Linked DNA regions of Homo sapiens: region 1 is linked to region 2. Evidence: chromatin loops called from intact Hi-C (ENCODE). Cell type or tissue: stomach. All regions are shown on one strand. Each heading gives the region's core, and the rest is flanking DNA. Links, peaks and the distances in the headings are about the cores only. Region 1 overlaps NDUFA6-DT (NDUFA6 divergent transcript). Region 2 overlaps SEPTIN3 (septin 3).

The links. Hi-C counts contacts between places; a loop is a spot of excess contacts. Peaks named below come from ENCODE experiments on the same cell type or tissue, not always from the same donor. Only the 100,000 strongest peaks of a DNase experiment are listed, where the experiment ranks them.
Region 1: it touches region 2 in a loop (2.4-fold over the local background); 37 of 110 quality-filtered maps call a loop at or near these places.

Annotation. Positions count from the first base shown.
Region 1 is chr22:42,113,100-42,117,483 of GRCh38, forward strand. All of the region lies in intron 3 of NDUFA6-DT (NDUFA6 divergent transcript), which reads left to right. Among named protein-coding and RNA genes, the nearest start is that of CYP2D6, 16 kb to the right of the region's middle. In stomach, for the core only: a CTCF peak has its summit at 1,840 (motif pointing left); no DNase peak of the experiment used is centred there.
Region 2 is chr22:41,974,931-41,979,314 of GRCh38, forward strand. All of the region lies in intron 2 of SEPTIN3 (septin 3), which reads left to right. Among named protein-coding and RNA genes, the nearest start is that of SEPTIN3, 7.7 kb to the left of the region's middle. RefSeq lists a silencer at 1,869-1,938. In stomach, for the core only: no CTCF peak of the experiment used is centred there; a DNase peak (open chromatin) is centred at 1,851; H3K4me3 peaks cover 1,409 bases; H3K27me3 peaks cover 3,382 bases.

The DNA.
Region 1 (4,384 bases), core at 189-4,188, 140 kb after region 2:
CTTCTAATTTTTGTAACTTTTTTGAAATATCTGGCCAACTTGTAGTGACAAAATGGAGCTTTAACACTCCCTGTCCAAGGAGATCTTCCAAATTTAGGCCTGCATATTGTCTTGTTTGGTCCTTTATTCTTGTCTAGAAATTTCATAGGCCCCCTCATCTTTTTCCTATTGTATATCAAATGCTTTAGAGAGGTTTTGGGTTCAGGGTACTGATTCCCTAATTCCCTTTATTATCATTTCCCTTAGGTCTTGCATATTTTCCCAGTGAGCTGCATTAATATCGTCCCACCGGGGGTCTTGGGTGGGAAACTTTTGATCTGCGGTAGGAATGTTTGACCAGGAGGGTGTTCGTGTTCCCAAATTGCCATAGCAGCCCTACAGATCATGCTTCTTTCCTCCCCTGAAAAGAGGACGCAGGCCGGGCGCGGTGGCTCACGCCTGTAATCCCAGCACTTTGGGAGGCCGAGGCGGGTGGATCATGAGGTCAGGAGATCGAGACCATCCTGGCTAACAAGGTGAAACCCCGTCTCTACTAAAAATACAAAAAAAATTAGCCGGGCGCAGTGGCGGGCGCCTGTAGTCCCAGCTACTCGGGAGGCTGAGGCAGGAGAATGGCGTGAACCCGGGAAGCGGAGCTTGCAGTGAGCCGAGATTGCGCCACTGCAGTCCGCAGTCCCGCCTGGGCGACAGAGCGAGACTCCGTCTCAAAAAAAAAAAAAAAAAAAAAGAAAAGAGGACGCCTAGGATGGACATTAACTCCACCCAAGTGTATAACTGAGGTCCTAAGAATTGATCAACCTGATCTGTTACCCAATAAGGTCATCCAATAACGGCTTAAGTTCCTTCTTCAAACTTCAGACCTCTGAACTGGTTAAGGGAGCATTCACAAAATTAATAGCCCCCCTGTCCTTGTGGCACCTCTTTTAAGGGGAAGAGAGTTGGGGCTGACTCCATAGATGTGGAGGGAAATGGGAAATTTTGGATATCTTTTTTACATTGTTCTACCTCACGTTGGAGTCCTTTTAGGGAGGGGTACTTAGGCTGAGAAGGAACAGGCTAATGGGATGGTGATTCCCAAGAATCAGGATTGTAAGGAGGAGGAATAACATGAGCAGGAGAAGGATCTGGAGCAGGAACGGGGACAGCAGCTGCTACCTGAGGGGAAGGGTTAGGGGCACTGAGCGTGGGGGAAGATGGTTTAGAGGATCCCATGTGCTGGAGTCTTTAGGCATGGGGACTGGCTTTTCTCACTCTTCAGTTTGAGGTGCTAGATTGGGTTTTTCCCTAGTTGTCTTTAAGGGAAAGAGGAGGACAGGTCCCTGCCTCCAACAAAGAGCATAGGCCAATTCTTCTTGAGAAACTGGACTTTTATCATTTACATATTGAATTAGAAGTTGACACATCACATCCTTGTTCAACCCAAACTTTGACCAAAAGATTGAGGGTTTGAGGATGGGTCCCTGAGTCCAAATAAAACAGCAATTGTTTGTCATTTGTTGCTTTTTCTTATGTTTAGTTCTCTCATTATCTTTCCAATATTTTAACATGAGACCTAGGGGACTAACAGCAGGAATATCTTTATTGCTGTCTTTATCCTTTTTACTCCGTGTCCTGCTTGGGGTGTTTCCCATGTTGGGTCCTAGTTAGGCTCAGTCCCTCATATTAGAGATTTCTTGCCTATCCTTTTCTGGAGGCTTGCTGAGGCTCAATCCCTCGTATTAGAGATTTCTTGCCTCTCCTTTTCTGGAGGCTTATTGAGGCTCAATTCCTCATACTAGAGATTTCTATCCTTTAGCCCCACCTGCTGGAGGCTCCTTGCACCCTTCTTTTGCTTCGTCCACTCTGGTCGCTTCCCGGAGGGGAATTTAGGTCCCTCTTACCTTTGGCACGCCCATATAAACCCCATGGCAGGATCTGTCCTAAGCCATATGAGGTGACCATGGAACCTCAGATAGGACACACTCATTCCGCACAGCAGTAGTGCTTAGTACCATTCACACAAGCAGCACCGCAAGCAGTAATGCTTGTGATCATTCATACACACTTTCAATCTCCAGAATATCTTGACCACCAAGGAAATGCTTTGTCACCCCTGTGACGTTTCTTACCTTGGTCTGTGCACAAAGTTACCTGGTCACCATGGTGTTGCAAGCCTTTTTTTCCCCACATTGCTGAGAGTCCGGATTTATTCGTCACACCGGGTGGGTTCCGATCCCTCACCCTGAGGCCACCGCAACGAGGCAGTGGGATGCGTCTCCTTATGAGAGGTGACCAGAGACCCCTTCCCTGGAGGAGAATGGGAATCCTGGATGAGCCCCAGATTTGTTGGAGATAAATGCTCAGTGCTGCAAAGTGAAACCAGCACTGAGGCGAAAGTTTTCTCAGCAAGGCAGTTTACTTCTGCAGAAGGGTGCTGCTTGTGTCAATCACGATTGCAAGAGCACACTGAACAAAGGAAAGCAGGGGTTTTTATTCCTAATGCAATCCCTCCCTCTGTGTCACTCCTTCATGGGCTGTGGTTGGACTGCACAATCTAAACTGACCCGACTGGCTATTTGTGAATACTTTCCCAAATAAGGAAGGGAAGGGAAATGTGAGTTACAGTGGTGGGACGTGCGGTTTCGAAGGGAGGAAGGGGTGAAGAGTGGGTAACCAAGGGAACAGATGTGAGTTATTGATTAGAACTGACAGGAAGGTTGTTTACAGTTACAGTAACTAGGGGCAAGGAGGCATAGAGAACAAGAAAGTTGAGTTTGAGAACAAAGAACAAGGAAGTTAACAGGCTAAACCTTTGAAGAGGAATTTTATTGTATCCTACATACTTGTTCTAGTCTGTTGTTGACACTTTCCAGTGCATTTTTTATTTCTTTAAGTGTGTCTTCCATTTGCAGAAATTGTGATTTTTTTTTCTTTATAATATCTGTTTCTCTGGAGAATTTTTCATCCATAGCCTGTATTTTTTTTGTTGTCTTTTTCTTTCTTTCTTTCTTTCCTTTTTGAGACTCTGAGCACTCTGTTGCTCACAGTGCAGTGGTGCAATCTCAGCTCACTGCAACCTCTGGCTCCTGGGTTCACGCAATCCCCCTGCCTCAGTCTCCCAAATAGCTGGTATTACAGGCACGCACCACCATGCCTGGCTGATTTTTGTATTTTTAGTAGAGATGGGGTTTCACTGTGTTGGCCAGGCTGGTCTGAAACTCCTGACCTCAAGTGATCAGCCCGCCTCAGCCTTCCAAAGTGCTGGGTTTACAGGTGTGAGCCACTGCGCCTGGCCAATCCATAGCCTGTATTGTTTTTTACATTTCTTTGTTTTCACTTTTCTCTGGTCTCTCCTTGAGTAGTTTAATAATCAACCATCTGAATTGTTTATCTGGCAATTCAGAGATTTCTTCTTGATTTGCATTCATTGCTGGGGAGCCAGTATGGTCTTTTGGAGGTGTTATAGAACCTTGTTTTGTCATATTACAATTTTTCTGATTTCTTCTCACTTGGGTAGACTATTTCAGGGGAAAAATCTGGAACTCAGGGGCTACTGTTCAGATTCTTTTGTCCCACAAAGTGACCCCTTGATGTGATGCATTCTCACTTCCCCTAGGGATGGAGCTTCGTGAGAGCCAGACTGTAGTGATTGCTATTGCTCTTCTGGGTCCAGCCACCCAGTGGGGCTACCAGGTTCCAGGCTGGTGCTGAGGAATGTCTGCAAAGAGTCCTGTGATGTGATCCGTCTTTAGCTCTCCTGGCCATGGACACCAGCACCTGCCCTGGTGGAGGTGGGAGGGGAGTAAAGTAGACTGTGAGTGTGAGAGTCCTTGCTTGTAGTTTTGTTTACTGTGCTGGCTTTCTCAAATGCTGGTTATGCTAGCAGTGAAGTTGTCACGTGGACAGACTCAGGAGCTCTGGTTAGCCAGGATGTTGAAAGCAGTGGAATTAGCTGTTTCTCATTTCTTGGAGCAGGGTTATTCTGTTGTGAGTTGCTGTAATGTCCTGACTTGGTTGGCCTCCAGCCAGGAGGTGGCGCTTTCAAGAGAACACCAGCTGCAATACTGGAAGGGGGATATAAGCTTGCCCTAAGTTGGCCAGGATAAGTATTAGGATTTCTCAGGTGATGGACAGGGCCATAAAGCTCCCAAGAGTTTATGGCTTTTGTGATCAGCTACCAGGGCGGGTAGAGAAATACTGTCAGGTTGGGGCAGGGTTAGGTGAGTCTGAGCTCAGACTCTTTCTGGGAATCTGTTACTGATTTGTAATTTTTAATTCCACAGTGTTTGAAGGACATACTTGAAATAAATTTAAAATCCATTGAGATTTGTTTCGTGGTCCAGAATATGGCCTATCTTGGTGAATGTTTCATGTGTATGTGAAACTGAGGCATCCATCCCTCAGT
Region 2 (4,384 bases), core at 233-4,232:
TAGGAAGTTGTGATTTGTCTAATAGGTAGTCTCTGCAGCCTCCTCTGGATGTGAGATAATGACCTCACTCGAGACTTTCCAAATCCATTTACGCTCAGCCTTTTAGGAAGGTATCTGTTGCTTAAAAGTTGTCTTACCTGAATGTCTCTTTCTTGGTCCCCCACCCCCAGCCCTTTAATCCTGAAAGGTAAGTTGGAGCCTTGTATATATGGAAGTCCTACACAGAACTCTAAAATAGGGCAACACAAGGGCTGGACATTCATTTGGTCTTAGAAAGCCTGTGACATGCCTAAAGTCACACCAAAGCTGGCTGGTGGCAGTAAGCTGATTGGAATCCAGATTGTTAAAATCTCTACTTTGGGCAGCCTCATTCCCAACATTTCAAGGGCTCAGAGTTTTTGGGTCTGGAAAGGTGCCTAGAAGGCATCCAGTCTAATGCCTTAATTGAGTCGTTAGATTGTCAGACCCCTTTCCCTCCACCCCACACACTCAGTCTGGGCACCTCACCTAAATTCTGGTCTTCACTTCTCCCTACGAGATCTCAGCTCTCCCTCCATCTGCAGCCCAGCCCTGTCTCCTGAAGTGCAGATGTGGGCAGCCAGCAGCCTGCTAGGCTTATCTACCCGGATGTCTCCCGGGCATGTCCAGAGGTAGCCCTTTTCTTCTTGAACTGACTCCTGCCTCCCTGATCTCACTCTCTCAGCTGTAGGCATTGCCTACCTTTTATTAGGTGCCTAGAAACCCGGGTATCCTCTTCTTCCTCATCTCTCTCTTGCCATCTCATCCAGTCTACTTCCCACCTTGTTGGTTTACCTCCTCAGTACTCAACTATCTGGCTGGCTGTCCCCTCCTCTCCATCCTTCTGCCCCTGTGAGGCCACCTCCCACCCACCAGCTTGTTCCCTGTCCACACACAACTGCTGCAACGACTCCCACATTGAATGGCAGCACTTTCGGCTTAATATTCGTCAGTGACTCACCATTACCTTCCATTAAAATCCAGCTTCCAAGGCTGCGTGCGGACTTCTCCAGCCTCTTATTTAGCTCTACACACCTGTCTGGAATTTTCTCTGCTTCAGCGACACCAAGGACTCTGGGCTGTCCACCAGCACCACGCAGCTCTCACCTCTGGAGACCCTCACCTCTGCTGTCCTCTCTTTGCAGAATACCTCTCCCTTTCCATTCTTCCCTTCCACTCCCATTTGCCTTTCCATCTGGCCCTCATCTCCTCCAAGAAGTCTTCCAAGCCCCCTCTCCCCAGGGTGCCCACCTGCCTGCACCCTCAGTTCCCTGTGTGCACCCCGGCCCCTGCATTAGGACATTCCATCTTCCTGTCTCCTCCACTAGACCCAGAACCTTCGAGGGGAGGGATGGTTGTCCTCACCCCTGTGAGGCAATATGCTGTCCATTAGTATCCACTGAATGCGTGAAATTTTTTTCTAATGGGCAAACTGAGGCTCAGAGAAGTTCCTGTCTGGCTCAAGGTTATTGGTTCATCATTCTGGAGCAGGGCCTGGAACCCGGGCCCCTGACTCGGCTCTACAGGCACCCGCGCAACACCCCAGCCCCCGCGTGACTCACGCGCGCTCACGGCCGCCCGCAGCTGCCACTGGTCCCCTGCGCCCCTCCGCCCGTCCCCGCCGCAGCCCAGTGGGTAAGGGGCGGGGAGCAGGTCCAGCGGGGAGAGACGGGACTGGGATGCAGGCACCTTTCCGGGCCTGGCACCTGGAGCCCGCGGGGGCGGCTCCTGGACCGCCCGCAGCGTGGACCCGGGACCAGTTCCCGCTTGCGGGCGCGGGCGCCGCGGGAAGGGGAGGGGCCCTCGGCGGGGCCGACGGGCGCGCGGTCACGTGGTGCGGGTGGCAGCGGCGGCGGCTGGCGGCGGCGGCAACGGTGCGCGCGGACAGGGGCGGCGCGGCGCCGAGCGAGCCGAGGCGAGGTCCCGGGGAGGGCGCGGCGGCGCGGGGCGCAGGGGCGGCGCGGCGGGGCCGCGGGCCGGGCGGGTGGGAGGAGAGCGCGAAGGGGCGAGGCCCGTTTGCAGGGGCCGCTCGGCCCGGGGAAGCCCGCGCCCCGCTCAGCCTTGCAGCCCCGCGCCCGGAGCATCTCCCTGGAGGAACGGAGACAAAGGAGGATTCATGTCCAAAGGTAGGGCGGCCGGCCAGGCCACCGGCACCCGCCAGGAGGAGGCTGCGGCCCCGGCCAGCGCGGCTGGAGGCGCTCCTGGGGGAGGGTTTCCGCGCCGAGGAGCCCACGCGCGGTGACAGATGCGCGGACACACGCACACACGGTGGCACCCACCTCGAGAGAGACAATCTTGGAGAGAGGCAGACATAGGACGCGGGGAGACGCAGGGACCCACGGACACGCAAGCAGGGACCCAGATGCGCACAGAAAGCCCCATGCTGGAGTACACCAAGACACGCACACACACACACACCACGCACAGGTGCCAGGGCCATGCCAGCCGGATGAGAGACCTGTGCACTGATACATACGTCCCCTCCCCCGCAACCCCTACAGGCACACGCTGAGACAGGCACCAGCTGGTGGTCTCCAAGGGAACCCGTTGGCCTCCAGAGGACTGGGATGGGGGAACGGGTGTCCCAGGGCCCTCTGCTCCTGCGAATGGGAAAGGACCGAGAGAGCTTTCGTGATTCCTTTTCCCAGAGCCTAGGGCTGGAACTGGGGTGGGCTGGAATTGCCTTTGTGGGGGGCGGTGGGGTCCTGAAGGCTGCGGGGGGCTGAGGAAGATCCATCTTCAGGGTGGAAGGAAGAGGGGGGGCCTGCACTAAGCAGGTGCTATTTTGGAAAAGTACCCTCCCCCAGCTGCTACCTTCCTAACACAGGGGTGGGGTCCCTGGGCCAGACAAAGCCAAAGCCATTCATTTGCCTGTAAAAGGAAGTGCCAGGGTCTTTGCTTAGCATGGGAATGGAGGGGCTGTTTCTTGGCTGCAACCGAGTCAGGTGGATGGTGCCTCTCCCTGGAGCACTGATGGGGCAGGTAGCTTCTGGCAGAGGGTGCTGCAGGCAGATCCCCCTTCTCCAGGGGCCCTAGGAGAGCCAGGAGCTGAGGGGGGCCCCAAGGACCATCTAGCCAGGATGGCAGACTTGAGCTGCACCCTGCTGTGACCCGAGCTCTTCCCCACCCTTGGGGAGCCCCCCTCCAATCCTTGTTGCAGAGGAAGGAGGAGGTCTCAACAATTCTACTCCCTTGACTGTGGCGGAGACAACAGCCATTGCTCACTGGGGGGTCAGCTGCTCTGCATGGGGAGAAGCATCTGAGGGAAGAGAAAGGTGATGTGTCTGATACCTGCCTCACTCTGAAGTTCTCATTCACTCATCATTCATTCATTCACTTATTGAGGAGTGCCTGTGGTATGCTGGGTAGACTGGGGCACAGAGATCAATAAGACACGGCCCCGCCCTAAAGAAGGGTGAGAACTAGTACGTATTTGTGCCAGATAATTTACATTCTTCATTCTGTATAACCTTCATAGAAACCCAGCAAGGTAGGTTCTATCCCCAGTTGTCTGAGCAGAAAATGAGGCTCATAAGGGTCACCCAGCCAGGATTCAAGCCTGGGTCACCTGCCCATCTGACGTTGACATGGTGGGACCAGGGGAGTTGTAGGGACAGAGGATGGAACTACAGAATCCAGCTCCAGAGCAGCATTGGTTCTGTGCCCCAGAGGTCTTTGTTTATTTGTCAGGCACCCTTACCAGACAGGGGGCCCTCAAGGGCAACAACCTTGTCTGGGGTACATAAGTGTCCTTGGAATTTCGCCTAGGGCTTGGCTGGTGTAGACCCCCATTTGACAGCATATGAAATGGCCTAGATGGGATGGAATGAATGAATGAGTGAATGTGATGAGTACCAGAAAATGTGCAGTGGGCACAGAAGAGGGCCATCCACATCAGAAGGCAAAGCAGAGGCTTTCCTGGGAGTAGCAGTGGGGCTGAATGCTGGAGGAGGAGGAGGAGGAGGAGGAGGAGGAGGAGGAGGGAGCCAGGGGTTGGAGGGGGAACAGGATCTTCCAGCAAAGCTTGTGGCACAGTGACCTGCACACATTTACTGTACTTGGGGCTGGTGGGTGGCTTGTTAGCATGTGACTGGCATGTCACTGGCATGTGGTGGGGAGGCTGACTTGCCAGCAGGCGCTGTGTACAGTGCACACAGTGGGTGCTCATATGTGCTTGTTGGAGGAATGAAAGTGAGATCTACCAGGTCCTGGTCCTGTAGTGGGCCTGTGGTAGCCCCTAGATGCTGCTTGGGGATCTGGTAGGACCCTCTCTCCATCAGGGTCTATCTTTTGGGCGTGCTCTTTTAGGATGCTGCAGTTGACAGGCCAGGGCGGAGCAGGCCATGGTGAGAGCACACACTTTATA